2 separate regions of the Mus musculus genome follow, and region 2 is linked to region 1. The links are chromatin loops, found by intact Hi-C in ENCODE. Cell type or tissue: heart. All regions are shown on one strand. Links, peaks and the distances in the headings refer to the core of each region. The heading gives the core; the rest is flanking DNA.

What was found. A loop is a pair of places that touch in the nucleus more often than their neighbours do. Peaks named below come from ENCODE experiments on the same cell type or tissue, not always from the same donor. Only the 100,000 strongest peaks of a DNase experiment are listed, where the experiment ranks them.
Region 2: it touches region 1 in a loop (2.8-fold over the local background); 3 of 42 quality-filtered maps call a loop at or near these places.

The regions. Positions count from the first base shown.
Region 1 is chr9:102,906,852-102,922,484 of GRCm38, reverse strand. Ryk (receptor-like tyrosine kinase) reads right to left here. Exons shown (of 15, transcript NM_013649.3): 15 at 14,178-15,633. The coding sequence ends at 15,524. Among named protein-coding and RNA genes, the nearest start is that of Ryk, 80 kb to the right of the region's middle. In heart, for the core only: a CTCF peak has its summit at 8,191 (motif pointing left); DNase peaks (open chromatin) are centred at 6,144, 6,804 and 7,634; H3K27ac peaks cover 499 bases.
Region 2 is chr9:103,068,414-103,084,046 of GRCm38, reverse strand. Slco2a1 (solute carrier organic anion transporter family, member 2a1) reads right to left here. Exons shown (of 14, transcript NM_033314.4): 5 at 14,804-14,902; 6 at 13,683-13,819; 7 at 11,413-11,488; 8 at 10,735-10,899; 9 at 9,482-9,671; 10 at 6,958-7,123; 11 at 4,435-4,598; 12 at 1,654-1,718. Among named protein-coding and RNA genes, the nearest start is that of Rab6b, 36 kb to the left of the region's middle. In heart, for the core only: no CTCF peak of the experiment used is centred there; DNase peaks (open chromatin) are centred at 5,406, 6,986 and 10,766; H3K27ac peaks cover 598 bases.

The DNA of each region.
Region 1 (15,633 bases), core at 4,799-12,798:
CAAAAGCCGCCTTCTTCCCAGAAGCTGAGGGTCTCTGCCCTCAGCTAGATTTGATTGGCAATAAATAATTGCCATATAGCCAATGGCTGGACAGGTAGACTGAGGTGAAACCAAGCGGGGTGGGGGAGAAAGGAGGAGATGGCCATGATGGGGAAGAAGGAAGACCAGACCTAAAAGTCTGCCGACATGTGAGAATCAGGGAAAGAGGCCACATGGGCCACTTCCCCAACATGTTAACTCAGGAGTACCAGAGCCAAGTGTTTCCTAGCAGGGGGAAGGATTAGAAATGCCCAACCTTTGAGCTAGTCGAGGCATTTTAAAATAACTGGTGCACGCACGTGTGTGTGTGTGTGTGTGTGTGTGTGTGTGTGTGTAGGAGCCAGAGCGGTTAGCCAAAGTTACCACTACACAGAAGAACTGCCACGTGCACTGTTTTACTGACCGGGTTCTCTTCCTGATAAATGTGAGAAGGCCTTTGCCAAGTCCGTGTTGTAACTAGCAAACTCGTGAACGAGTGACGTGCTTATGATCTTGGATCTCCCCATCAGAAACACAGTCAGCATCACCATGAAATCAGAGCTGGGTTTGGCTCGCTAAGCCCTGCATGTGCTGCGCATTCATTCACTTGTTTATTCCTTATTTCTATCTGGCTGTTTTAAAAGCTATCTTTGCTCGGTTTTGTTTTTTGTTGTTGTTGTTTGTTTGTTTATTTGTTTTTAATTCTATTATTATCTATTGGAAAGTAAGACACTTAGGTAAATTCTCTTTGCCAGGTCTCTTAGTTATTAATATTTTAAATGTACTCTGATACATGGTTGTTTTTTTCCCCACTTTCTGGGTTCATTACGGAATCATCTGCAAATCACCCCGACCCCCATCACTTCTTGATCATGTCTCATCATCAGGATGAGTGTGCTGGCTAGTCTCATGTCACCTTGACACAAGCTAGAGTTATTTGCGAAGAGGAAACTGAGAAAACACCGCCCCCCCCAACCACTACATTGGCCTGTGGGGCATTTTCTTGGCTGATGATTGATGAAGGAGGGACCAGCCCATCACAGGTGATGTCACTCCTGGGTTCCATAAGAAAGCAGGACAAGCAAGCCTTAGGTAGCAAGCCAGTAAGCACACCTTTCATGGCCTCTGCTTCAGTTCCTGCCTCCAGGTTCCTGCCTCAGGTCCTGCTCTGACATGGGATGGAGTGTGATCAGAGTTGTAAGGAGAACTAAACCTTTTCTTGACCTAGTTGCTTTTGGTCCTGTTTAATTAGAGCAACAGTGAGAAACACTGTAACATGAGCCTCGGAAAGGAAGCCTACCTTAGCTATACCGCATGTGGAAGGATGGATGTAGTACACTTCCCAGCTGATCAAATCCTGAACTAAGAACTTGATTAGAATTGTTACACTGGTGGGCTGGAAGGATGGCTCAGTTGATTAGAAGTGCTTACCTCTTAGTCCTGATAGCCTGAGTTTGATCCCTGACACCTCAATGGAAAAAGAGAACCAAATACTAGCAGTTGTCCTCCGGCCTCCACACATGCACCATGGGACACACATGCCCGCACATGCTGTGCTCACTTAATCTCTCTGTCTCTCTCCCTGTCTCTGTCTGTTTGTCTCTCCTTTTCTTTCTCTCTCTGTGTCTGTCTGTCTCTCATAGACAAGAGTTGAAGAATAAAGAACTATTATATCAGTTATCAAGTTTGGCTACACATTGGAATTATGTAGGATATATATATATTATAAATTACTGATATATTTATATAAATAATGATGTCTAAAATTCTGATATAAGTGTTCTAGGTAGGTAGCCAGGGTATCTTGGATGAGTTTATAAAAAATTCTCTCAAGACTTTAGAAAAGCTGACAGCTGTTGCACAGTGGCCACTGTGGTTTTCAGACTAACACAGCAGCATCCTGGCACAATGGAAAGGCTAGCAGGCAGGCTCCATCCCAGCCTCGAGGGTGAGGCTCAGGGCTCTGGGTCTAAACAGACTTTCTGGGTGGCTATGATGTTCACTCCGGTTTGAGACTACAGATCTAATAGACAGAAAACACAATCCTTGAGAAGGCAAGAAGGAACAAGGGCCAGACTGGCCTTTCTCAGGCTTTCCCACCCTAGGAGAGGCAGATGTGAAAGCACAGGCTGAGGGTGTTAGCATCTCTTCTAGGCTCTGCCCAACAGTTACCTAGCAAGTCAGGTAGGAGCCTGGTTTGCCCTCCCCACCCCATTACCTCCCCCACCCCATGTGTTCCTGGTCAGCCTCTTCCCTTCTTTCTCCTGTCCCTTTCCATCCCTCTCTGTCCCTTTTCTTCCCCCGCCCCCCCATGCCCCAAATAAACTTCATTTCATACTAGACCCATCGTATGGCTGGTACCTGGGGGGGGGGGGCAGAAATGCCTCATCATGGGCCCGCTAAAGCACCCCCCCCTGCCATACCATGCCACAGCAGCACAAAACATACCAATAGGTCCAGACATCTAGTAGCATAGAGAGCAAAGATATGCTTTCTGGTGTTGCCTACGGCTCCAGAATGACAAGAGGCTGAAAGTGAAGAAGGGAGCCAGGCATGCTGGCTTTCTTGGGAGGTTTTGAGGTCAGCCTGGGTAATACAGAAAACTGCAGAACAGCTTAAGGTGCAGAATAAAACTTGTCTCAGAGAGAGAGAGAGAGAGAGAGACAGACAGACAGACAGACAGACTAGGGAGACGTGAACAGACTCCCCAAAGGCATGCCCAGTGATTGGTCTCCTCCAGCTAGACGCCACTTCCTGAAGTTCCTGAACCTTCCCAGGCAGCACCACCAGCCGTGGACTGAACCTTCAACACGTGAACATTTTGTGGAGACATTCCAGATGCTAACCAGAGAGGCAGTGATCTTGGAAAAGGATGCTAACGGCCATGGGAAGCTTGAGGTCTTCATTTGAAAGGGATGCTCTTAACCCAGGCCTGGAATTCCCAGAAATATTCAGGCTGGGTTAGCCTCTTCTCTCCTACTGCCCTTTTTCCCTTTTGTGTTTTCTATTTGTTTTGGTGAGACATGAGGCTTCCTTGTAGCTTGGGGTGGCCTCTATTAGGTTCCCTCCCTCTGCCTCTAGAGTTCTGGGCTTATAGACATGTATAACTATGGCTGGCTTTCAAGATGGTTTTCAAGGCACGGTGCAGATTCCAGGCACCTCAAGGAAAGTGACCCAAGGAACCTGACCTAGCAGGAGTGAACAAACAAATGAAAACAAGCCTTCCTGGGCCTAAGTTATTGGTCGGGGGTGGGGGTGGGGCGGGGCAAGGATAGAGGGTGGCCAGTGTCTAGGTTTCTTTTTCTGCCGTCATAAAATACTCTTGACAAAAGCAATTTATGGGGCTGGACGGTGGTAGCATACACCTTTAACCCCAGCATGTGGGAGGCAGAAGCAGGATGATCTCTGTGAGTTCAAAGCCAGCCTGGTCAACCAAGGGAGTTCGAGGACAGCCAGGGCTGCTTGATGAGACAGGCTCTGTCTCTAAGTAAGTTCAGTGCAGCCTTTATTAAAGAAACAACAACTGAATTGTAAGACCTAAGTGTATTCTCTGTTAGTGGAGGACAGAGCTGAGGCAGACTGCTGACTATTGTCCCTCTGAAGGCAGAGTTAACATGCGGAATGGTATTTTAAAATAACCCTGAAAGACAGGGTTGCTGTAATAGGAAAAGGCCATACGAGCCTTCAAAAATAGGGTTTTTTTCCCTCACTCTTAAGATTTTATTGACCCAGCCATAAATCCCTAGCCTATATTCAGAGTTTGACATTTCCTCTCAGATAGGAAAGAAATCAAATGCTTATTGTAGCAAGTTCACAAGTGTATTTCAGTAGAACTTCAGTCAACAATTTCAAAGGCACTTCCTAGTAGCCTGTGCCTGGTAAGAAAGTGTATTTGTTAACTATGTAACAAGGTACCCTGTACTCATTTCACTACAAAAAAATAAAATAAAATAAAATTAAATTAAAAAGTGACAAGGAACCTGATTTCTGAGGTATGGAGGAGCCAGGCCACTGTTGAAAACTCGTGTTGTGCCGGGTGGTGGTGGCACACGCCTTTAATCCCAGCACTTGGGAGGCAGAGGCAGGCGGATTTCTGAGTTCGAGGCCAGCCTGGTCTACAGAGTGAGTTCCAGGACAGCCAGGGCTATACAGAGAAACCCTGTCTGGGAAAACAAGAAAAGAAAAGAAAAGAAAAGAAAAGAAAAGAAAAGAAAAGAAAAGAAAAGAAAAGAAAAGAAAAGAAAAGAAAAAAAAGAAAAGAAAAGAAAAGAAAAGAAAAGAAAGGAGGGGAGGGGAGGGGAGGGGAGGGAAAAAAAGAAAAGAAAAGAAAAGAAAAGAAAAGAGAAAACTCGTGTTGTAGGTTCAGGGCCGCCCCAGGTAAGGTCAGCCAGCAGTGTCACCTCTTCGGAAGCATTCTAGGTGATGTTTTTTGAGAGAGCCAATGAAGCAGGACATGACTGATATCAGGTCACAGGCCATTTCCTCAGTGGCTCCCAGCCCACAGGCTGCAGCCCACCCCCAGCAGGCGCCCTGTGCTCTCAGGCCTGGAAGCAGAGATCAGGTCATGTGCGTGCATTTCTACTTCTCCAGGAAAGCAGCTCTATGGACTAGCTGTGTATGTAGGCCGAGTGATTATGGGGCCGGCGTGTGAGTGGTACCATAAAGACAGGCTGTGGGAAAGGCTCCTACCAGAAGGGTTTTCATAAAAAAATAAAGGCAAACCCCTATACATGGCTCCCTCTGCAGGTCAATATTAAGGATAAAAGTCCATCTCTCTTTTTTGGAGGTTTGCTAACTGTCTAGATACCTTCCTCTAAGCCTTTGGAATATATTTAGTTTTTGTTTTGTTTTTTGCCAATACAAACTTTTAGAATATTGAACTCCATAAGTGTATTTTCTCAGTGAGAAGTAATGTTTAATAAATTCTAGGCTAGGGCTGGAGAGATGGCTCAGGGGTTAAGAGCGCTGACTGCTCTTCCGAAGGTCCTGAGTTCAAACCCCAGCAACCACATGGTGGCTCACAACCACCCATAATGAGATCTGATGTCCTCTTCTGATGTATCTGAAGACAGCTATAATAATAAATAAGTTAAAAAATAAATTAAAAAAAATAAATTCTAGGCTAAAGGAAATTGCAGAGGGGGTGGAGTAGCCTTTTGTTTCAGGAAAGACAACAATAGACAGCACACACACACATATATTCCCTACAGACACACACACACACACACACACACACACACACCCCTCTTAGTTCACATGGTCCTATGTATCACTGGTTGAACAAAACTATCTCCCATAACAATTTTGCAGAGCCTGAGTGATTATCAAAACAGATAATCAAAAACCATGTATAACCAATGTGGGCGTAGGGGAGGGAAGCTGGCTGGGGCAATGGAGTCTGGAGAGAACCGGCAAGAGACCACAAGTTCTGCCCACAGATGGCTCAGGAAGCACTAGGAAGCAGTAAGGGTGGCTTCCTGGTGGCCCTGTGGAGACTAAGGAGGGACTAAGTTCAATGTTGGGGTTGAGGGGTGCCAGATGGTCCTGCAGAGGTGCTGAGCACAGAAAAGACCTGACAGGCAGGTGCTCAAGACTGACATAGGAACCATAGGAACCCAAAATTGGGGGGCTGGGGTGGGGGGAGGTAGACGCTTGAGCCCCAAATTACTAAGTGTGGAAGGAAGGCTGAAGTGGAAACGTGGTTTTCTTTGGAAAGTCAGTTATTTCAAAGAATGTTTCGCTGAAGCAGACACAGGTGAAAGGACATTTTGCTGAAGCAAGCACATGAAAGGATGTGTGATGAAGAATTCTTCGCTAAGGACATGCATGTATTGGCCTGCCTTACATGCATTGTTGAGCACCATTTGTCTTGACTCCACAGAGAGAGATGCACCAAAGAACTTGAGAGGTTCCCGTGGCTTCTTGCCGCTTCCACGGGCTCCACGGCCGATCTGCAGAGTGATGTCAGCTGATACAGACCCACGGGGAGTTTTGCTAAGACAGGCTCATGTGCTGAGGCAAGACCTGTGGAGGACACATGATGTTTGGGGGGAGCATACATAGGACTCAATGGACAGTGACTGGCGGCTTCCTGTGCAACCCTTCTTCGTCTCAAGTCTTCACTGATCTTGGCTTCGTTGGGAGAGGCACAGCCAAGAACTTCTCCTGGCGTCCCTGCTGGTCTTGCTCCCTCCTGCTGACTGGTGAAGCCTTGCCTGGCTGTCTCTGCTAGGTTGGACTGCTGCTATATTGGTGAAGTGTTTGCGAGTGGATCGAGCTGCCGCTGCTGATTCCTGTGAACTGAACTGCTGGTTTCCTGACAACACAGATGGGATTTGCTCCAAAGAACAATTTCTAAACAGGCCCACTGCCCCTGTATCACCATAAGCTTTCTTTCCCATTACCTCTGGTGGGTGGTGGGCTAGAAGGGAGGTTGGAGCATTTAAGAACAACTATTCAAAGTAGGATTTGAAAAGCCAAAGTTACAGAAGGCAGTTCAAGGACGATATGCTGACACATGCCACGGAGAGAATGTCACTGAACCTGGCACCTATGGTGTCAGGGGCCTGCAAAGTGAGCCATTACCCCAGGAAGGAAGGACCCTGGGCCCACGTCAGGGCAGACGCTGAGTGGAGTGGAGGTAACTCACTGAGAAGTAGTAACTCAATGCTAACAGGAAGGCAGGGAGGGAGGGGTGCTGGAAGCTGAGAAAGTCATTGGCAGAGAAAACCATGCATACAAGTCTGAGGGGTCCAGGAGAAGCATGGGAGGCTGTGCTAACGGAGAGGATATCTAGGAACACTCTGTCCAGCAAGAAGGAGGAGCTGTTGACTAGGATGGAGTTCAAGGGAAGCTGGGAGCGGCTAGAGAGGAGGATGAGAGTGGGAAGCAGGGTCAGAGTGCAAGAGAGAGGGGAAGATAATGACAGAGTTGGGGTGCCAACTGGATAGTCCTGGTGTTAAGAGGGCCAAGGGGCCTCTAGCATGGCCAGCTGCTTTTGTGGTCTAAATGTGAGATGCCCTCCCATCTGCTCATGTGACACTTATATGCTATAAATAACCTGATGTTGGGGGTGTGTGTGGATTTGATGGTGGTCAGACTGCAAGCAGAGACTAAGGATACTGAAGAACCTGAGAGGTGGGTTTTATAGAACAGGGAGCTTTGCTAGACTGCAGTAGGTATGGAACAACATTACAGAGGAGATCAGAAGTGAAGGCACAAGGCGGGTGTGTGTATGTGTGTAAGCCAGGGACCAGATGATGCTAACGTTTGGGCTAATGTCCCCACAGAGGTCCATGTGTTAAAGCTTGGTCCCAGTTGTAAGGGGGTAGAGCCTTTAGGAGGTGGGGACTGCTTAGAGGCCTTCCTGTCAAAAGTGGGTATGCCTTTCAAGTAAGCATTGCACGGCTCCTTTCTCTTTGGATTCTGGCTCCCATAAAGAAACTATTTAGTCCACCACGTGTGCCCTGCCATTCCATACTGCCTTGCCACTAGCTCAAAAGCAAGAGGGTTGGTCCTGTATGAACTGAAACCTCCACAAAACTGTAAGCCAACATATGCTCTTCTCTTTCCTTCAGTCACCTCAGGTATTGTGTTAGAGCAAGCCAACATAGAGTAGAGGGTGCTGTGTGCTAGGATGCCACTTCTGACCACACCATGCTGTGCCTGTTCCACTCCAAACCCTTGCCTCCCACACCATGACTGCAAGGGAGCTAGCTTATCTTCTGGAACGAAGACACTCTGGGCTTAGATCCAGATTCTCCTCTAGCCACACATACCAGCTCTCATTCATCTACTTTCTGTCTCAGTCCCAGATTTACTCTGGAGACTTAGGCCCAAGGTATTCAGATCTTCAGTATCTTGGACCAGATACTTAACTGGAGCCCATGGCCAGGTAACACCTTTCCCCTATCAGCCTACACTCCAGAGTGCTGCTAGCTTCATACCTATCTGGAAAAACACAGCTTCTTGATTCGCTCTTCTCTCAACATTTCTCTTCCACAGACCACTGTTTGCAAACTGTTTTTTTTTTTTTTTCCCCAGCCAGCTGCCTAGGGAGACTCTTTTCTAAATGACGTCCTTGCTGCTGGTGCCCGAGTCTTTCCCGATGGATATCAGCAGAAGTGTCTTGGTGGCCTTTCTATCACTTACTGAGAAAGGCTCCCTCTTCTGGGAGCCGCAGTGATGTGGTTGGAACCCAGCACTGGCCATGCAGCCACATTAAAATGGCCGTTGATAGGAAGGGCAGGGCGAAAGGATGACGGGTTCTTAGCCACCCTCCTCCCTTTGGACTACCATGTAAGAAGGAAACAATGACTTAATCTACCATTTGTTATAGCAGACTCCACTGTAACCAAATTTCTGAAGAAAAATGTGCTGACCAACCAGGGCAGCCCCAATGTGACTTACACTAGCTGTGTGCCCTTCTTATTTGCTTGTAGGCAGCTCCCGTTTTAATTTCCCTCTACAACACTTCAAGTTCCTATGAAGCCCACCCCCAACCTGGTACTCCAAACACTAACACTACCTTTTATATCACTAGAAATGTTGGAACCAACAAGCAGGGGCTCCTAAGGTGTCCTGCCTCCCTTGCAAACCCGTTCCTCCCGTCTCAGTAGCACAGGGTTTGGGGACAGACTCCCTGGATTAAGACACAGCATTACTTAACGCAACTAAGCTCAACTTTCATTTCCTCAATTGTAAAATGGGGGTAAGGCCACTCTGTAGGACTTTTGGTGATTAGTACTGTCTTAGTCAGGGTTTCTATTCCTGCACAAACCTCAGGACCAAGAAACAAGTTGGGGAGGAAAGGGTTTATTCAGCTTACACTTCCATACTGCTGTTCATCACCAAGGAAGCCAGGACTGGAACTCAAGCAGGTCAGGAAGCAGGAGCTGATGCAGAGGCCATGGAGGGACGTTCTTTACTGGCTTGCCTCACCTGGCTTGCTCAGCCTGCTTTCTTATAGAACCAAGACTACCAGCCCAGAGATGGTCCCACCCACAAGGGGCCTTTCCCCCTTGATCACTAATTGAGAAAATGCCTTACAGTTGGATCTCATGGAGGCATTTCCTCAACTGAAGCTCCTTTCTCTGTGATAACTCCAGCTGTGTCAAGTTGACACAAAACTAGCCAGTACAAGTACCATGCTTGATGTACGGTGGCAACATCTGCCTACCACAAACACTGCTAAAACACATGTGGGTGTATCTCTGATGTGAGCCTTTTACTGAGTTTCTATTACTCCAGACCAAAGTTGGAATTTCTTGACGTTAGACCCGTACTGCACTTCTGCCCATTTACCTTGGAACCTTCCCTCCCAGCAACATCATTTTTGAAGGGTTTTGGCCAATAATAGCACTCTGTTCATGGATTCAGGAAACAAACAAACAAACAAAAAATCCTATTAACAGAGTGTTAGTCAGCATCCTACCAAATTAATTTCCCTTCCTGAAAAGCACACCCACTTCCTATAATACACCAACATAAGACACAGCCTGCTATACATCTTAGGTTTGCAAGCAAAAGCGCCTTTCATTTCCTTCATTTGTAAAACAAGGGAGTTACATTATCAGCTGGCCATCTCTACAACACAGCACTACACTGAAGCGGTGATGGGAAAATCCAGTATTTCTATCTACTTCCCGATCTTATGTTGTTTTAATGCACCTAAGGGCCGCATCCTGTGGAAAGATATCAGTGTTCCTTCAATAGGGACATGCAAAGCGTGAGCCAGTGGGGCAGCCTAGAGCGTGCAGAGACCTGAGTGGCCAGCGGAGGAGGCGCGGGGAGCTTCCCACCAAGTCCAGCAGGCCAGGCCCGTCTCTTCCTTTTCCTGCCTTCCCAGAAGAGGTGAGGAGGACCATAAGGGAGCATTTATCACAGACTGAGAGTCTGTTTAGGTGACCAGAATACACAACCCTCTCCTTCAGTGAAGGCAACTGTGGGTCCTGAGGGGAAAAGAGGAGCCAAGGCCAGAGAGACACTGCCTAGAGACTCCAACACAAAACTTAAAACACTCGTACTACGCACTCTGCTTCCTGACCCAGTCAGGCCAAGGCCATTCTGGCTCCAGACAAGATGGAGCCAAAGGATCTTTCCTCATAATAGTAACGCTGGTGATTCTGTGAAGCCAGAGAAACACTGACCGACGCCCCCGAGCCCGCTGGTCACAGAAGCACCAGGATCTGAGTTCGATTCCCAGCACATCCAGAAAAGTCAAGTGTGGCTGGAGAGGGAGAGACAGGAGAGTCCACTTCCCAGTCAATCGGACTAGACTGAACTTCAGTTCAGGAAGAGAATCTGCCTCAAAAAATGATGTAATGGAAAGCCACCGAGGAAGACATCTGATGTTGACGCCTGGTGTGTGCACAAACACACACAACACACAAAGTTAATTTAAAATTAAATGTCGAGCTGGGCGTGGTACTGTACATCTGTAATTCCACTGCCCAGGAGGCTGAAACACTCGTGGAGGGGAGGTAGGAGATAAGAGTTTAGGCTATACCGTGAGATTTGGTCTCCAAAAGAAAACGTTAACAAACCTCTTATACATGCAGATAAAGACTCAAGACCTAGTCCAAGATTTGTATCACTAGACACAAGCTTAAGACCATTTACCTCCAATTTTTGCAGAGGCATACGGCTGATTTCTACATTATTTCCAGAGGCCAAAGGTCCTAGGTGGTTTAGATCAGAGCCAAAGCGAAAGCACCCTGAGATAGACTTTATAGTACCAAGTACAGAGAACATACTTCACTTTGCAAGCTCAAGGACAGGTTGGTGCAAAAAGAGCAGAGGTCAAAGTGGCAGCAGCCATGATGTACTGTAGGGCTTTCAGGACCAGGAGCCAGAAGTTAAAAGCTCAGATAGTGGCTCCGACCAAGTTTTCTCCTCAGTAGTGGTCTCTGCTAACTTGAATCTTCCTAGACTCACCCTGCTTCCCTTCATGTCTGACAACTCGTGGAGTGCGAAACCCAGTGCTGAAGGAAGCTGGGTCAAGAGTCCATCTCTACACTGTGGCTGACCCTGCTAGGAGCCACCTACAGCCATTCCCCATCCTTACCACGGAAAGCCTTCTTTTTGTTTTTTGTTTCCAGGTGACGATCTGATTAAACGAAAACTCAAGTGTCCCCAAGCAGGTGTCAACTGAGAATGTGGCATATCCTTACAAGGAAATACTTTTCAGCAGAACGAAGCATTTGCTGGCCATGTCACAACATGGAAACCCTGAAGACCATGTGCTAAGTAGAAGACATCAGACACAAAAGACTACTTACCACATGGCTCCATGTAATGCAAAGTTCCGAATAGAGATCAGGAGATCAGTTACTGCCTGAAGCTGAGAGTGAGAAAGGAAGCGGGGTGACCACAAATGGGCATTGGGCTTTTTCTAGGGGCCACACATCTCAACAGGGGAGCTAGCACAGTGGTGTCCCCCTTTCTTCCAGCATTTGCAGGCTAAAGCAAGAAGGCTGCCAGGCAAGAGCAGCCTGGGCCACAGTCTGAGAACCTCCTGGAGTACACAGTGAGGTCCTGCCTCAAAAAGAAAACCATATGACAAAACCCAAAATGAAACAAATTGAATTCGACTATGGTTATGACCACTCAACACTGAATATATCAAAACCCATCTATTTTATGGTGCAATGTTAATTATATCTCAGTAAAGCCACTTTTAAATAAAAACCTAACAAAATACAACTTCTGGGCTGGAAAGATGGCTCAGTAACTAAAAGCACTCAATGCTCTAGCAAAGAAACCAGGTTTGATTCTTAGCATCCACAAGATGGCTTACAACTATCTGTAACTCCAGTTTCAGGGAGATCTGACACCCTCTTCTGGCCTCCACAGGTACCAGACACACACACTGTGCACATACATACATACATACACACAGGCAAACACCCATACACATAAAATAACTCTTGAAATGTTTTTTTCCTAGAATGTTTAATAGCCAGGCGTGCCCATGTGATATAGTTCCAGCAAGATGCTGTCAGAAACATCCTACAAGAACGTTAGTGGCGTCCTCACACAAGGACTCAGCTAACTGGTGTTCCCATTTTCCTATCACAGCACATGGGGCTGGGAAGATGGCTCAAGTAGTAAAGTCCTTGTCATGCAAGGACAGAGAACTGAGTTATTGTCATAATCCTCTTTATGATATTCATCTGTTTGTGTTCACAGGCATGCATGCTACGACACACGGGAGGTCAGAGGACAACTTGCAAGAGGCAGTTTTCTCTTTCCTAGGGATTGAACTCCAGTCATCAGGTTTAATGGGAAGCCCTTTCAGAAACTGAGCCACCTTACCAGGCCAGAGGTTCTAAATTCTATCCCTAGCACCCACCAAAGTAGAAAAGCAGTGTGATGGCTTCCAGGACTGGGGAAGCACAAACCGCTGGATCCCCGGGGCCTGCCTAGCAAACTGGTAAGTTTCAATGAGACACTAGGGTCAATGAGACACTCTGTCTTAAGAAACTAAGGCACATGTCTTAAATCCCAGGACTCACTGTAGAGCAGGCAGTTTTCTGAGTTCGAGGCCAAACTGGTCTACAAAGTGAGTTCCAGGACAGCGCTACACAGAGAAACCTTATCTTGAAAAGCCAAAGGTAGGTAGGTAGGTAGGTAGGTAGGTAGATAGATAGATAGATAGATAGATAGATAGATAGATAGATAGACAAAAACTAAGATGGAGAGATAGGAAGAAATGTAACATCCACCTCATGCTTTTACACACACACACACACACACACACAGAGAGAGAGAGAGAGAGAGAGAGAGACAGACAGACAGACAGACAGACAGACAGACAGACCTAGAGAGGAGCCATCTATCTTCAGGGCCATCAGCATCTGTGGAGTGAATAGTTTTTAGTTACCATCACTACGATGTAAGCCCCTATCTAGTATTAGTGCTAATTCTTGGTGGCAACAAAGCAGAAGGCCAAAATATAAAAATAACTGGAAACATTGATTCCAAATGTAACTTCAAGGCACCATGGTATTAATCTTAGGTTTTTGTTTGATGATGATGACTTTCAACCTGTGTTTTTTGTTTTGTTTTGTTTGTTTCTTTTGTTTTAAATCCTGGAGCTGTCCTTACTACTTTAGAAACAAATCTTAGTTTTAGCCACACATGGTGGTGTTTACTATCCTAGCACTTGTTTGAGCTTAGCCTGGGTTACACAGCAAGGTACTGTATCAAAAAACTTTTTAGTGTTGTCAGCAGAGACAGCTTATGGTCGCATCCTGCACTCCATCAATTTGCTTCTTAAAAACCTACATTTTTAGTGATGTGGGGGGCGGTGTTCGGCGGTATTCACAAGCTATACAAATCACTGAAGGAGGATCAGCCGTGGAAAACGGACTCTTCCTTTCTTCCCTTGTCACTATCTCCACATAGTTCAGTAGAACAATCTACTGAAACGAGAGAGCATGCACATGTGCACAGGTAGCAAACCCCCAAAGGAAACAGAAGTTCGACTTAACCGGGACACAAGTCAGACAGCCACACTTTTCCTTAAAACAGTTCTGTCTAGATCTATGAATATACATATATACTCAGATATGTTATATATGGGTATACATACTCACATGTTATATATATGGGTACATACATACGTATGTATATGAGTATGTGCCTTCATGAGTTTATGACACCATGTACATGCCTGGTGCCTGTGGAGGCCAGAGGGATCCAAACGCAGGTGCCCTAGAAGGGCTGTGAGCAGTCTGAGCCATGGAGCCATCTTTCCAGCCCCAGAACAATGACTTTTAAAACAACTTCTATACAGAGAACTGTGATTTCTAAACATTGTTCTCATCTGAAACAATAAGAGTGCACTGAGTGTTGGAAGTGGGGGGTGAGGGAAGCTGAACTGCTCTGTGTAGGTAATGTACACACTGGCTGACTGGATGCTGACTTGAAGTACTAGTGTGTAATGTACGCACTAGCACTCATTGACTGAATCCCTTCTAAGATGCAGGCTATTAACAAAGTGGCTTAAGTTACAAAAGGTTCAAAGGAGGCATTTTAAAACCCAGACATTTGAGGACAAAGCATATCATAAACAAGACACCATATGCAGGACGCCCTATGCGGGACACTGAGCTCCTGGCTTGCCTCCTGGAGCCTTGGACTGTGGAAGCTGTCTTTTCAGATACTCTCTTTATTCACAAGACTTATTTTAATAGAACAGACCCATGTTCTCCCTCACATCCCTGAGAGGACAGACACAGAGGCAGTAGCTGCAGGCCCAGTCACTTCACAGGCCCAGGTGACAATCCCTTAGGTAGACCAAACCTGTGTGTAACTACATACATGTATTTGTGGACTCTCTCCATGATAAGTCCTTGTAGGAGTAACTCCAACTTCTTAACAGGCCCTGGCGGCTGAGCAGAGTCAGCTGTTCTTCTGTTAGGGTTTTGGAACCTGAGTCAAACTCTCAGGGGATAAAATGTGACTCCAAGACTTTCAGGACACGACCAACAGTCACACACTGTGAGCAGTATTTTGAATACCAGCATATAAAATGAGTCCTTTAATTTTTCAAGTGTTTTAAAAAAACAAATTTATACTTAAGCCAGCCTTGAAGATAAGCATAAAAATTACCAATTTAAACCAAAAACCAAAACTAAAACCCCCCAAACCCACAACAACAGAAGCACCGGCTCTGTGCGTAGCTCCGCCCAGGCGTGCACAGAGGGAACCGCAGCAGTAGAGAGGGGTCACTGTCAGGAACTGTGTCCTCTCCTTCCCCGGAGAGCAAAAATAAATAAGGTCACCACTGTTTTCCACAAGCCTGCCCCAGCCTTCTTCCAGCTCACAGGAAAGCTGACTGAGATGTGAACTCAGACCTGCTTCCCCAAATGTGAGCAGAGCCATGGTCACTAAACAAGCGATTTTCCATGCGGGGGCGATATGTTTTTTTTTTTTTATTTTTACTTTGTAATTTCTTTTTCTTTTTACTTTTTCAATTTTCCTAATATACTATCTTTCTTCGTATAAGGCAAACCAGACAACTTCGTAATGTTGTTTTTCCTAAGAAAAGTACCGCATTTTGAAGACAAACCACTCCCAAAAGTAGTGACCAAAATATTAAAATAGCTTTAAAGGTGAGTCACCTACATTACTTCAATGAAGTAAAACATTAAGAATAAAAGCAGTTGGCACTAAGACAGCTATTCCAAATATCTGTGTCTAAATAATTTTTAAAACTGTTTATTCATTTTTTAAAAGAATGCACCCCCTAGTCCAAAGTCACTATATTTTAAAAAAATTTTTGGCCAAAAAATGTACAAAACCCCTTTTGGTTCAACCTAGTAAAAGTGGTATCTAGAAAACACTCTGCGTTATTACGTCATCGTTAAAAGCTGAGGTTTGGAAGCACTGCTAAGGCTGGGTGATCTGGAGACAGTGTGCCCCTGCAGGCACTGCGCTGCACGAGGGGCATCCGTGACAGACAGGCACTTTCTTCTGAGTGGCGGAGCTGGGAGAGAAGTCAGACGTAGGCTCCCAGGGCAGCGTGGAACTCTGTGAGGCACTGGACCAGCTGCTGGAACTTAGGCCTCTCCTCAGGGTCCAAGGCCCAGCAACAGGCCATCACAGCAA
Region 2 (15,633 bases), core at 2,938-10,937, 160 kb before region 1:
CACCAGACACTCTAGCACCCTGTGAGTTCCTGTTTCTGGAAGAAAGAGGCAACCCAGTCCTGTTCCCTACCTACATAGAGAAATTCCCAAGAGCAGCCCCTCAGCCCCTGCTCACACTCCAGTTTCCAGGTGAACAGTGGCTGGAAACTGGCCCTAGTGACCCATCCCTAAATAGAAAAGAAGTCAAGGAGAGTTTTCAACCACATCTCAGTGGGTGACTGTGAGCCTGCTGGGGTTTATAAATAGGCAGTCTTTTCATCTAACCCAGAGTGAAGCTGTGTTCTTAAGTGACCAGTGGATTTCCTCTAGGCCTGTGTTTTCCAACTGTGGTCCACAGAGTTAGCTGAGCTCAGGTGGGAAAGAGGAAGCAGCAAGGGCTTGGAGCAGCGGGGCAGAGGGGCCATTCTCTAAGTCACCAATAGAAGCAGGGCAGAAGGTCCTCTGGGAGGAATGCCAGGGCTCTTTCCCCGCCAGGGCATTGGAGTAAGTGATAAACCAGCTATAGATGGTAAGTCATAAATAAATAAATACAAGCAGCTGTGCTAATGAACCAGCCTCAACCTGGACAAGATACCCTGTGTCCCCTGTGTGGTTCCAGGAATGTGACGGTTGTCATTTAGAGGGTTAAGGGTCCTTTGGAACTGAGACGCTTCATGATAGGATAAATGGCTTGCGGCTAAGAAACTCCATTGAAAATGCTGGCTCAGACCCTGCATAGGCACCTGCCCATCTGACTTCAGCTGGGATGATGACGCACGCTGGAAGGCTAATGGAAGCCATGGCAGGGCAAGATGTGACCTGCACCCCTGTATAATAATGCAGAGGGTGTCAGTGGTTAAAGTAGGAAGGCTCACATTGATAGTAACTCAAGTCCTTCTGCCCGGAACCTCAAAATCCCCACCCCTGAAATTCTTAGTACAAAGATCCTCTGTTAAATTCAATCTTTATACTTTTGTTCATCCATTGTAGCAAGACCTCCACATCAGTGCCTGGGGTTCAGTCTAATGCATGACTGTGCCATGGATGTCAACGGGCAGATGAGAGTTGGCCAGCTGGGAAGGAACCTACTGTGTGTCTCCTCTCCCTGCAGTCCCTGCACTCAGGGAAGCCAGATGCCTCCTGCTCCCGTGGGAGTTCTCTCTCCCTGTAGGTCTCTGCTGATTATGTGTATGCACAGCTTGAGTATTTTGAGTGTTGAGCTGGGGGCTCCAGGCTACTTGAGGACAGACAGGGTTTGGAGGCAGGATCCCCTGACAGAAGAGACATTTGCTGAACCGTGGCAGAGGACTGAGGTTTGGAAAATGGGAGGGAAGCCAGGGCTCAGCTCAGAAACTGCTCTGTCTAGGGCAGGAATGCAAGGTCTTGTTTCCTAGGGCGGATTCTTGGAGACAGATTTAAAAATACCTGCCTTTAACTCTGTATTCAGCACTCTCAGCTATGACCTTTTCTTTTTCTTACATAATTTAAATTTGGCTTGAATACTGTAGACAGAATCTTCCCCGATCTCAAGCAATCAGGCAAACTGTCATCTGTCAGGGTTTGGTTCTTCTTGCTGTTAGGAATATGCAGCCAAGATGAACTGGGACTTCTCCAAACCCTGCCCCGCCCCACATGGCTTTTAGATGCCCACGGTCCAGGGCCTAAATCACCTACCCAGCAAACGCATCAACAAGAACTGTACTCCAATGGCAAACGACTTTTCATCCTGGTTCACCACACTGAAAAGGAAAACAGGAAGTTAGCACCAGTAGGACTCTAGACTGCAGCATCACCTGGAGGGTATGAGGTGTAGGGGGTAGAAAGACTCAGAGCAGGTCAGCACTGGTCCTCATGGAGTCTGACCAGACACATGGATGATGCGCATTATCTGCTGAATGCCTGTTATACCCATCGTTCTCAAAGCACTGTTGCTGGATCAGAGGCACCGCCCAGGCTACGTTCAAAATACAGATTCTCCGCCTGGCATCTATCAAAAACGTGGATATTCCAGGAGAGTTGGATGTAAACTTGGGTTTGAGAACCAATAGTCTGTATTGTTTTCAGGACTGTCCAGAGACTTCTTGGAAAGAAAGCAGGCAAGAGAGACCAAGTAGAAAGGAATTTCTGGCTGGATGCTTAGACAGCAGGTCTGAACAACACCCACAGAATATCTTGTACCAGGAAAAGAGGGCCCTGGGCTATCAGCTTCTGTGCAGATCTGAAACATTTCCTTGCCCTGGGCCAGCTTTGTAAGGTGTGACTTGAATAGCTGCATAGGATGCTGCCGTCAGAAAGGCCCAGCTTTGGTTTACGTATGTCTTGGAGTTCTTAAATGATTCACAAGCCAAAGTCTTTACAGTTTCATTTGCATTGGGTCCTGTGGATTCTGTGCGTGGTCCTGCTTTCTACCTTTTCTCCTTCAAGAGGGGGATGGCAAAGCCAGGTAAAGAGGTTCAGCTCTCCCTAGAGAGCTGCCACCTCAACTGGAGAGTGAAAAGGGGGTTGGCATCTGACACACAGGGTTGAGGAGCTCAGAGCAGTGGTAGAAGCGCCTGCTGTGTGACCAGACTCTGGCTTCTCCACGTTTTCACACCACATACTCCTGGCTGGGTGATTATCATTTGGAAAAGAATTTGGAGCCGAGGACAGAGTGGAAAAGAACTCAAAAGTGGCCTCCAGATCATTCCATATTATCTTACAACCATTGCCAAAGTTAGTCGGCATCTGAGAGACATCCCCAGGGGGATGACCCAGTGAAGGGAGGCTCTTTGGAGTTCAAGTAGGAGAAAGAGGGACCATGTGGGATCTCCCAGTGGACAGTGCCTGGAATTCCAGTTGAATGGATGTTCTTTCCCTCTGTATCAGCTTGTCTCCAATGGCCCGATCCATAATGGATGACTTCGATGGCCAATCTTCATTGCTAACGTATGGATCTGGAATGACCTGGGAAACAAATCTCTTGGTGTATCCATGAAGATGTATCCTGAGGGATTTGACTAAGTTGGGAGGACGTAATCCTGAATGTTCATGGTACTATTTAGTAGTTTGAGGTTCTGGGATGAATGGAAAGAGACTAGACTTGGATAGAGTAAAATACATGTGCTAACCAAGTGCTCTGTTACTAAGCTACATTATTGACATGGCAGCTGGTCCTTCCTCATTGCTTAGCCTTCTGGAGAGATAGGTCCTAATCAATATGGAGAACACCAGCCCCCATGTCTTTTCTGAGGTAGGGCAGTGGTCTTCAACCTTCCTAAGGTTGCGACCCTTTAATACAGTTCCTTATGCTGTGGTGAGCCTCCCAACCACTAAATTATTTCGTTGTTACTTCCTAATTTTAATTTTGCTAATGTTATGAATTGTAATGTAAATTCTGTGTTTTCTGATGGTCGTAGTAGGCAACCCCTGTGAAAGAGTCAGTCAACCCCCAAAGGGATTGTTACTCAAACATTGAGAACCTTGTAAGGTAGGGTCTCATATTGCTTAGGCTGGCTTGTAACTTACTATCTAGGCAAAGAAGACCTTGAACTCTTGGTTCTCCTACTTCCAAGCACTAGATTTATAGATGACACCACCACGCCCAGCAGAGGAGCTTCTGTTTACGAAGCGATTGACCTTGTAATTGCTCACACTCACACTTGGAGGTGGGTATCACTATCTTCCTTTCATAGTCAAGGAAACTGGGAGTCATGAGGTCAGGCAACACCCAAGACACTCAAGTAGAGACTTTTAATCTGATAGGGAGTTTTCAACCTTTGTGTTTCTCCTTCTCTGCTTTCCAAGTAAGCTGATGGGGCTGGATGGGAGGTCAGAGAGGCAGGCAGGAGGTGGTTAGATGAACTTGGGTGAGATTTCTTTTCTTTTTTCTTTTTCTTTTCTTACATTTTCCTTCTTGGTAGAATGAGAAGAGGGAACGCTCTCTATTAAAAACCAGACACTTCTCTTGACCCCACCCTGGTTCCTGGTCCCTTGTCCCTCCACTCTGAGCACTGAGTCCCCAGTCTCCTGCAAATTTCACGTTTTCAGCCCTTTCTCACAGTGTTCGCTTTGCTTCTGGAACTTTCCTCAGTTTCTGACTTGCTGATTTCTCCTCTTTTAATATTGAAGAACAAGTGAATCTTTACCCACAGCCTGTCTTGAACCTGCGGCTCAACCTTTCGACAGTTCCACCATCCCGGGCTATGATTTAACTTCCCACAAATAAAGATGGGGGTGCCAACAGGGCCTATGTTTCATGGATACTAGGAGCCTGGGCCAGGCTTCCCTACCAGGAGCTCCTCCTGGGACAGGGAACTCCTGCCATCAGTGTACCTATTGTCTTCTCACCATTAGACACTTGTAGGTTGCTGTTAAGACTCCCCAGTTAAGGGAGGAGAGACTCTGAGTAGGAGACAGGATGTACTGTCAAAGAGAGGGTGTGGAAGCAGCAGCCAGAGGCTCAGAGATTTCACTCACCGTAGGACCATCATGTAGAGGGGGTTGTGGGAGACGCAGGCAATGAGTGCCACAAAGGAGATGAGGAAGATGGACGGGAGCAGCAGCTGTGCACAGGATGTAGGGCAGGAGCCTGTCTTGGCCGATGCGGATCCTCCAGTCACACAGCTACAGTTCAAATAGATCTTGAAGAACAGGAGGGGCCACGTCATGATTTAACCTCTGTATGTTTCACATATCCACACTGCCTCCCTCTAATATGAACGAATCCCTCTGCCCTCCCTTCAGCCCTCCAGGGATGGAGGAAAAGCTAGGATTCAAAGACTGAAGAGGTCAGATGAGGGTTTTAGAGTGCCCCATGGGGTCCTGGCTCTTTCACTTTGGGGACATTAGAAATGGTCTTCACGGTCTGGAGAGATGGCTCGGCGGTTAAGAGCACTGACTGCTCTTCCAGAGGTTCTGAGTTCAATTCCCAGCAACCATATGGTGGCTCACAACCATCTGTAATGAGACCTGATGCCCTCTTCTGGTGTGTCTGAAGAGAGTGACAGTGCACTCACATGCATAAAATAAATAAACAAATCTTTAAAATAAAAAAAAGAAAGAAATGGTCTTCACCAAGAGTCCAGCATGGGATGAACTCCTGCAGTCTTCCAACATCTGAATGCCCAAGATCCCATCACCAGGCAAAGCACCCTCATCAGCTCAGCGCCTGGAACCTGGGAGCTCTCCTCCCGGTCCAGCCCGCTCTAGTGGTTGCGCAAGTTGTTATGGGAGAAGGTATGTTCCGGGAGTAGAGGAAACAATAACAGAGTCTCTTGAATGCTCTGTAGCACTCCCCACTGAAGAGGTGTACTTTGACCTAAGAAGAGCCCCCAGAGGAGGACCCTGCCTCATCATAATTCTATGTGGCTCAACACTGCTGTTCGACTCATTTGGCGGCCACCGTTCATCTGGTCATCTTTGCCTTCCCTCCTTGCAGTGGCTGATGGCCCAGCCTATGATGACGTTGGTGTCAGAGCTGTTATGGGGCTGAGCCAACTAATGAGCTAGAGGAGGCCTCCCTCTGTCAGTCAGTGGGACTGTGGCCCTCAAGCTCAGAAGTTCCTAACACACGATATTGCCGTAACCTCCCGCAATCTGGATCTTAAAATACTAAGACTTTATCCCCCTTATAATTTATTATTTTTTCCCTTGCTATCATGGTAATGGATTTTGTCTTGATGTACTTGTGCTGTTATTGGAAGCTTGTCAAGATTATTTCTGGAAGTAGATGAGTCAGCGGAGAGTAAATAAAGATAAGAAAACCACAGAAGCCACCACTCTTCCAGTTAAGAGGCAAACTAAGGGGCCATCTTGTCTTAGCTCCTCACCCTTCTCTACCTGAGAGCCAAGGGCCTTTGCCCATAGTGACAGACAGGGGAAGCTTTTTTCTGTGACCTCGCAAGAGGTGGTAAGTGGGGGCTAGCCTGGCCCATGGCCAACACACATGGCCGACACACAGGTGCATTCTTCCTATGGGGGCATCCTATAGTAATGACATAGACGTTCCATTGTTCTCATCAGAGGGAGTTAAGAGGGGAAATAATCTCCCTCCTAAGTCTGGCTTGCCTGGCCCTGCCCAGCTCTGGACCTGTTGATCCCTTGTCCCGATAGCTGTGACACTTGTCGCTTAGCGCCGACCAGGCCTTTCCTCAGCTTCTCTGGTGCACTGGCACCTGTGCTTCCCTCGAGTGCAATGGGCTTCCAGGTTTCCATAGGATTCTTCTGGTCTTTGCTCAAGGGTAAGTCACCTCAGGAAGTCCCTCAGCATTTATCGTGTGCATTTATCGGACTGGATGTAAACTGTGAGACCAGGGCTTTTGGTTGACATGGTGGCTGCACACATGGATTTCTGACTAAGAGACAAACCTGGAGGAGGCATTTGCTGTTTCCTGATCCCAGAAGGCCTGGGGTCACTGTCCTCACATATTGTCAGACAAGTCCCCATAGGTCTAGGTCTAAGAAGGAGACACATGGCCTTGAAGACCAGGTGAAGAGAGATTTTGTTTCTAATCCTAGATTTGAACTTAATTTCATGGCTTCAGGCCAACTCTGTGGCACTCCTGGGAGAGGAGGGCTTGAAACGACTGCTGCTCCCAGCACTGGCCTCTAAGGTCCAAGTCACAGGGGACCCTCTGCTCTCAGGCCATGTGACTCTGTAATATGGCCTGAACCCAGAACCCAGAACCCAGAAGTTCCCCCCTGCCACAGGGAGCCATTAGTATCAGTCACAAGTTTCCGCTGAGAGCGACTGCTCGGACTTGTTTCTGTTGTTTTGCCAAGTTCCCAAGAATGAACTCGTTGGTCTCCAGCCAATCTTTAACTGACTTTGGGCTGTGGGCATCTGGTCATGACCCCGGGGCAGAGAAGGATGAGAGATGGTGGAGGGGGCTAAGACGCTGATACTGACGGCCAAGGAACGGTTTTTGAGGTGACACACTGAGCCCCAAAGCTCCATGTGGTTCTGTCGACCCCTGTGACCCCCTTCGTCGTTGTCCTTACTGGTTGCTTAGAAGCTGCTGAGCTCACGTTGAGGCTGCTGCAGCCAGCATGGCAGGGGGAGAGGTACTCGACTCCATTGTCTCCGCAGACAGGGTGGAAGACGGAATCTGGGCACAGGCAGTCCCTGCGGCAGGCGGGAGGCTGCGGATGTATAGAACTTGGTGTGCTGCCAGGCGAGACAGGAAGAGAAGAGAATCAAACAAAGCAAGACCAAGAAACAGCACCACACTCCAGCCCAGCACGAGGTCCTGGCCTGGCTGATGTGCCTGCATACCCCCGTTTGTCTTAGGCCAGTGCTGTCCCAGAATCTGAACGGAGCCGGTGGGAGCCGGCTGTGAGTCTGCCATGGTTTGGACATCATGGCCCTCTCCATTCTCCTGACCCTGGGAACCCAAACCCACCCATTACTCAGTTGTAAAGGTCTAGCCAGAAAACACCCATGCCACTGTCAGAGTTAAAATGACTGACAGCCTGAAGCTCTGTTGAAGGAAGTGGTCTACGCTACAGTGAAGTCATTAGAAACATTTGCCTTCTCTTATGGCCCAGCTAGGTGCTGGCTGAGACCTTTGGAGGCCACTGAGGTTTTTATAGACTGTTCATCTCCTGAAACAAATGGATTCACTGATCTGGGTCTGTCCATTCGCCTTCCTATCCTGGGCCAGAACTTCATCGAAGTGGATTTCGATGGCTGTTCTTACTGATCTTCTTTGGGGAAGTTCTGATGGCTGAGTAGTGCATTGATAAACAGTAGCAGTGGATGTTGGCATTTATGGGACATCACAATGGAAGGGCCTTTTTGTTTACGGATAACTTCCTCATAGCAACAAAGAGTGTCATATCTAGAACTCAGGCCAGGCAGGTGACAGAGGTGGGACCAAACTCCCACTGAAAACCACCTCAAGGACCCCAAGCTTTCAGGTTTCTCTGGGTCCCCAGCTTCTCTGGGTCCCCAGTCAGCCTGCAGAACGGTGGTGAGTTTCTCACTCCCTCACTCGAGGCAATGTTCCCCTCTTTTGTTCTGCTTTCCTCTGTCATCTGTCAGCTACAGAGGAGGTCATATCACACTATGTTTTTGCCTGATGCTGTTGGTGTATTTGGAGATGTTGCTCTCCACGAGAAAGAGACTATGCTGGGGTTAAAAGGTTCTGAGTCTCCAAATCTTGCAAATGTTTTGGGCAAAGTCCTCAAGAAAAAGTTTCAACGACAGCGGGGACAGCACACCTGAAAGCTCTAGAACAAAAAGAAGCAAATACACCCAAGAGGAGTAGACGGCAGGAAATAATCAAACTCAGGGCTGAAATCAACCAAATGGAAACAAAAAGAACTATTCAAAGAATCAACAACACCAGGAGCTGGTTCTTTGAGAAAAATCAACAAGATAGATAAACCCTTAACCAGACTAACCACAGGGCACAGAGACAGTATCCAAATTAATAAAATCAGAAATGAAAAAGGAGACATGGAAATCAAAAAAATCATCAGATCCTACTACAAAAGCTTATATTCAACAAAATTGGAAAATCTGGATGAAATGGACAATTTTCTAGGTGCCAAAGTTAAAACAGGATCAGATAAACCATCTAAACAGTCCCATAACCCCTAAAGAAATAGCAGTCATTAATAGTCTCCCAACCAAAATAGCCCAGGACCAGATAGATTTAGTGGAGAATGCTATCAGACTGTCAAAGAAGACCCAAGACCAATACTCTTCAAACTATTCCACAAAATAGAAACAGAAAGAACACTACCCAATTCATTCTGTGAAGCCACAATTACTCTTATACCTAAACCACATGAAGACCAAACAAAGAAAGAGAACTTCAGACCAATTTCCCTTATGAACACCCTCACAGAAACAAGGGGAGGGGGGACGGGATAGGGGTTTCCAGGAGGGGGTGAAACTAGGAAAGGGGATAACATTTGAAATATAAATAAAGAAAATATGTTTTCCTTTCAAAAAAAGAAAACGTTTCAAGGTGGTTACCTGGGGTGGGTTTGTGGGGGAGGGGGGAGGAGGTGGGGAGTGGCATGTTCCTTGCTCATGGGGTTGTAACACTCTTTCTGAAGATAAAGCTTGCCCTACGCTTACGTCTCACGCTGCTTTAAGCAAGCAGACTGGTCCTTTGACCTGCCCCTGCCTCTGCAGCCCTTGTTTTTTACAGTGTGTCGCCATTTTAATTGTTCATCTCTAAACCTTTTCAAGTCTCTTCTCCTCTTTCTTCGACATCTCAGTGAGACTCTAGCTCTAGCTGGTTCAGAGCTGGCATTAACCATTGCTTATTTCCTGGCTTCTATGGCTTAGGCTCATCCAGACACTAAGCCGGCTAGCTTCTGTGGCTTCTTACAAAACCAAACCCTAAGCCCAACCCCACTGGCTGGCTAATCTCATCTCATAATAGAACACACTATTTGAGACCTGGCTTCCTGTGTCACCATGTGAGACATCAGATCAAATGAGCAGGACGGAGGAGGTAAAAGGCAGAGAAGAGAGACATACAGTGGCTGGATTCCGGCTGTCCATTACCTGGGAGGGTAGACCTCAGCCACGGCGGGTGTGGAACATCCCATAAAGAAGAGAGGGGCACATAGGATTATGGAGATGGTCATGATGGTGGCAGCTACTCGGGGGATGGTTTGCAGAGGGAAAACAAAACGCTTCATGAGGATTCCTCCAAACAGCATCCCCAAGGCCGCAGCTGGAAGGTTCACAGCACCTAGGTGAGAAGGAGAGGGGCTGGATGCACAGCCTGGGAGCCTTGAGCTGAACCACAGGGAAGGAGCACAGCTTCGTAAAGAAACGATGGGTGACTACCGAATATCACTAACTGTTGGGTGATTGCTGGGTACATCCCGAGAATTTACTTTAGTAGAGGGTTGGCTAGCCTGATCAAAAAGCAAAGAGGCAGTCAACTTCTGACACCTATAACCCAGCGCTTGGGAAGTGGAGACAGGGGGATCAGGAATTCCAGGTGATCCTCAGCTACCTAGCAAGTTCAGAGTCAGCCTGGGCTATTCTAGGACTTGTTTCGAAGAAACAAATTGAAAACAAGAAGACAATGACAACAATAAGGAAGTAGATCGTTCTTGGGTGGCGATGCCCTGATCCGACACTGAAGGCTGGAGAAATGATAGCATCCCTAAAGGCTACACAGGACTTCAGCGCAAACAGGGAAGTCACCCCAGATCTCATGCCCTGATTATCTTGTCAAATCTTTGGTCAAATTCACCTATAGATGGGGCCCAGTTATTCATTTAGGCACTTGGTAGAACCCCCATTAGTGGTTCTTAGCATCTACTGCAAGAAGTACGAGCACCCCTGCCACAGAATCTGGGTTCATTAGTCTGGGTGGGTGGGGGCTAAGCATCTGCACTGCCATCGTGTAAAGGAGGCTGACGTGTCACAGGGCCAAGACTCAAGTTCCTGGAGAAGGCAACTCCTAAGAGGTGTTATGTATATCTCAAGCTCCATGTTCCCTCTCTCCTCTGTTACCCCTGATAAGGTCAGTTGGGAGGATATCAGATTCCTACCCTCTTGATGGGAAGGAAAGCAGCCCCTAGTCTTCACCCACTCCTAAATAGAATAGGAGTCTCAGAATCCTGCCAAAATCACTCTAGATCGCCAACCAGGAAAAATGCTCTTAAAATTCTTTCTCTCCGGCAAGCCCTCCTGTCTCCTGCCTGCATCCGGTCTGGCTCTCAGTTATCTCTGGATGGACTGTACAGTACCCAGTTCCTCCCTAGGGCACCACCCAGGCCCTGCAGTGCCCTCTGACACACCAATGAGTAAGTTGGCATAGGCTGCCGAGGCATCGTACTGCTTCTCCAGGAACTTGTTGAGGAACGTGGAGAGGCCAGCAATGACTGAGGAGAAGGTGCACTGGCTCAGGACCACCAGCATGAAGAGTGGGTTCATCAGCAGCCTCAGGAAGATGCGGGGGAACCCTGCGGGCAAACAGCTGTCAGGAGGCAGGCCTTGGCAAGAGCATCACAGGCTTCCTAGAGCCTTGCCGTCACCCTGACTCATCCACAAGGACAGCTTCCTCTCTTCCTCGGGGCAGAATCAGAGACACCCAGACTCCCAGAAGTCAGCCCAGGGTCCTTGGATTCCTGCTCACCACGCTTGTGGTCTGACTAAGAGGATGCTGGTGGTGGGTAAATAGAAACACTGCTCACCCTGGGGAAGGTCTCCTCCCACAACTTCCACCACTATAGGAAGACAGAGAGAGAGAGAGCAGAAGGGGAGACTTGAGAGGGGGTGACTGGCTCTGCCTGAAGTGGGATTTACTGGTTCCTGTAAAGAACCGGTCACCAGGGTCCTTGGCAGGATCCCTCCGAACTGAAGGGAGGTGAGGCAGTCACGGGCCTTACTTATTGTCTCTTGTTGCCCTTTACCCTGTACCTGGCTTGCTGCCTCCCAGAACCAGCCCACCCGAGGCTGCTGGGGCGCTCAGTTACGTTTAATGAAATCCATCAGGGAGCCTCTTGACTTGTCTTCCTCCATCTTCATGGTCTCCTCTGCGATAACAGACCTCTGAAGGTAGCAAACATGGTGATGTTAATGGCCCATCCTTGAGCCCCTTGACTCAGCGGCGTGAGGACCACACGTGTGTGGGGGAGGGCATCTGCAGGATGCTCCCTTGAAGCAGATACCACCTGTGTTTTTCAGGAGCCTGGTGCCTTGGCTGGAGGCCAGGGTGAATCTGTGCCAATGCCTCCCACTATACCTATGGGCATATTATTTCATCTGACTTTCCCATGACTGATGCCCAAAGCATCATCCTGGACCCTACCCTTGTCTGCGTTATGACTACACTGTGTCCCATATGCAGATCCTGGAGATGGCTAGCTTCTAGGACACAGGGATCTACGATGTCTGCAGTTCTCAGCTCCCCCTTTCTGTGTCCTCTCTGGGACCCTGCTTTCTACTCAGTCCAGAAGAAACCCCTACCCTAGGTTCTGTTCTAATCATTCTGGGGACATTACCTCAGTGCCCTCGCCAGTCTCTGAAGCTAGCAGCTCCAGTCAGAGCCCTCGGCTCTCTCCAAGCCACTGCATAGACAGAGGCCAGGGCTTTACCATAAGCATTTTTTGATGCTCCCATTAACTGAGCCCTCCTGCTCTGGGCAACATGCCCATTACTCTCCATCCATCGCCTCTTCCCTCACAACTTCCTTCCCAGACAGATTCTTTAATTACTCCCAAGAACTTTACAAGAAAGGAAGCTTAAAAACAAAGCAACTTGCCTAGCATCATTCAACAAGTTTACGAGTGGAACAGTCTTCAAGCTCAGAGCTGTCCAACTCTTAGCCTATCAAAATACACCCATAACCTCTTAAATGCTTCCCCGGGATAAGCTTTGGACCTCTGCTCACAGCTCCATTTCCCACAGTGGGGCCCTTTCTGTCTTAAGTCATAGACACAAAACAGCAGCTCCAACGCCTATCCACAGCCAAGTCTGTGCACTACCGCTCCAGGCAGGACTTTGTCCCATCTCTCTGATGGCCACTGCCCTGACCCTCAACTGTGTTTTCCTTCTTTCTCTTGAGCCTCTTAGGTCTCCAATCTTCATTCTTTCATGAGCCCCAATCTCAGCCAACTGCCATATTGTCACTATGGGACCACACAGTCACTGCAGTGCCCAGAAACCACAGGAGAAAACGTGAGACCCTTTAGTGTAACATAAAGGCTCCGCTCAACCTCCTCTCTGCTGCTTCCTAGTCTCATCTTTCAGGTTCCTTTCCCTAGCAGATACAACCCTGTCCCAGACACGCTCCTTCTCAGCCCATCCTTGCCCCACACCCTCACTTACACCTTGAGTGGACGCCCCCTTCTCACCAGGCATTCAGGCTCAAACCTTAGTAAACTCCACTAAATGTCCAAGTTAACTGTGCCTCACTACCTGCTCAGCTTTTGTGTGTGTGTGTGTGTCCACATGTGTACATGCATGTGTGCGTCCACGTGGAGGTCATGGGCCAACCTCCTTGGGTGTCATCCTTCTGGCACCACACATCTTGATTTTTTTTTTTTAAAGAATATATAGTTATAGCTGTCTTCAGACGCACCAGAAGAGGGCATCAGATCCCATTACAGATGGTTGTGAGCCACCATGTGGTTGCTGTGGTTGAACTCAGGACCTCTGGAAGAGCAGTCAGTGCTCTTAACCGCTGAGCCATCTCTCCAGCCCCCATATTGATTTTTAAAGAGGTCTTTAAGTAGCCTGGAACTCCCCACCTAGGCTGTCTGGCTATCAAGCCTTAGGGAATACTTCCATTTATCTGACCCCCCCCCCCCCCAGCTCTGGGATTGCAATTATATACCACCACGCTTGGCTTTTTTTTTTTTTTAAAAAAAAGAGGCGGTGTGTGGCTTAAGCTCAGGGCCTCACGTTTGCATGGCCGGCTTTCTAAGGATTGAGTTGTCTCGCTGTCTCTACATCCCATTGAGCACTGTGAATTGCTTCTTAACTCTTTAGCCCAGCTTAGATGAACTCAGGGATTTCCAAACTATGTTCCTTTGCAACCCTCCGGTCTTCGAGATGACAGCCTGATAAGAAGGTGCTGAGGGGTACCTCTTCTCAGCCTCTGATGAACCCTAAGTCCTAAGACCTCTTTTCATTTCCCCCAGTTTGCCAAGGCCACTGCAGCTTCCCAGCTGTTTCTTTTCCAAGCCCGTGTCCATTGCTTACGTGGCTACATCCATGGAGTCCTGGGCCCTGGGACACTTACCTCTGCTCCTCTGGACATCGCTCGGGGAAAGAAGAAAAAGGGCAAAGAGGTGACGATCAAGAAGCCTGAGGAGATGAGCAGGCCCAGCCACCAGGCTCCGATCCACCGAGGGTCACCTGGGCTCAGGTTCACTGTAGCTGAGAAGAAACCGAGGGATAGAAGTGTCTGTTGGCTGAATGCCCGATCTCTCTGACCTGACTCGAAAGGGAACTCTGGTTCAGGGGGGTGTTTTACTGACTTTCTTCCCACAGTGGTGGGACAGCTCTCCCTCTCCAGGCCTTTCTGGTCTTCCCAGAGCACCCCAGCCTCTGCACAGAAGGCAAATGCTAACCCTCCCACTGCTGTGCTTCCTCTCTAGCTCTTGGCAGGAATAATTGGTGAAATGATCTGGTCTCCAGAGGGCTGACATGGTTCATACACTACTACACACTTTGCCGCCACCATTCTACAGGCTCTTCTAGCATCCCAGTAACGGAAGACTTACACACATCTGACTTCCTCTAACTGATCAGGAGACCAAATCTCTTGTCCATTAGTCAATTCCAAACCTGTGTGCCTGCCATCCTCACCTGCACTCGTAACCACTAAGCTTGAGAACACTTTACTGTTGTTGTTTGGTTGTTTTGTTTGTTTGAGACAGGTTTCTCTGGAGAGCCCTAGCTGTCCTGGAACTCACTTTGTAGACCAAGCTGGCCTCGAACTCAAAAATCTGCCTGCCTCTGCTTCCCGAGTGCTGGGATTAAAGGCGAGCGCTGCCACGCCCAGCTACACTTTACTTTTGAGGAGCCCTAAGAAAGGAGGTCCCATAATTCTTAGGAGCCGGAGGACATCGCCATCAACAAAGTGGGTTGCCTGTTCTACAAACAGCAATGATCCCCTGAAAATCTGTCCCACTGCACTCCAGCCCCCTCTGTGTTCCTTGACATCAGACATGGACACAGAAGGAGGAAGAAAGTAGCAAAATAGTGTCCAGTCACTCAGTGACAGGCACCTCAGGGCAGGGCCCCACATGGGCTGAGAGCTCCATCGCTGCTCTCTATGGGCAGCCACAAGGGAGGAGCTAAACCAGAAGCATCAGTAAAGGGGTGATAGGTAAGAATGAGTGTCCTCTGCATACGCACCCGTGTCCACTCTGCCGTAGTCCACGAAGATCCTCAGCATGACTGAGCCCAGCAGGTACCCGAAAGCCGGCCCAAACACGGCGATAGCAAATAAGATGGCTGGAAATTAAAGCAAGGGATAAAAAGCCGAGTGAGGGGCATTGGGGGGAGTTCAGCATCCCTAGTCTCCCAAACTGAAGGAGATTCCTAAGGTGCCACTCGCTGTCCCCTGGGACCAACAAGCCCATGCCTGTAACTCCTCCTGAAGCCCAAGCCTATTACAGCTCCTGCAGATAAGGAAGGGCCGGATGCCAAGGCTTGCAGAACCAAGCCTGCGGCTCCTCCAGCACCTGCCAGAGAGATCTGCTGGCCTGGAATGAACTTTCCTCAATGGTATCTTTTTTTTTTTTTTTTTTTACAAGAGCACAAATCTACTTTTATTTATTTACTCTCCATTAGTTTAAATCCAGGATGGGTACAGCATCACGCGGATTCTGTGTTATAGTTACAGTGTTGTGTGTGCACGGTGCTGGTGGCTCTGACGGGTGCACGTGGAGTCAAAGGTACAGGCTGTGACCCTGAGAAAGCTCGATGTGGCTTTCTCTCTAAGGGAAGGGATTAGGTACCAGTTGGCCATCTGCTACCTTCTTCATGCATGCTAACCTGTCCACAACTCGGAGTATTGGTATATCACCTAGAAGAGCCTATAATTTGTTGAGGATCTACAGAGTGTCTAACACCTGGCCCATAGGCCACATGGTCTCCAGGACAGTTGTGAACGTGGTCCAATACCAAATTTAAACTTAAAGCATTATGCTGTTGTTGTTGTTGTTGTTGTTGCATTTTTTAAA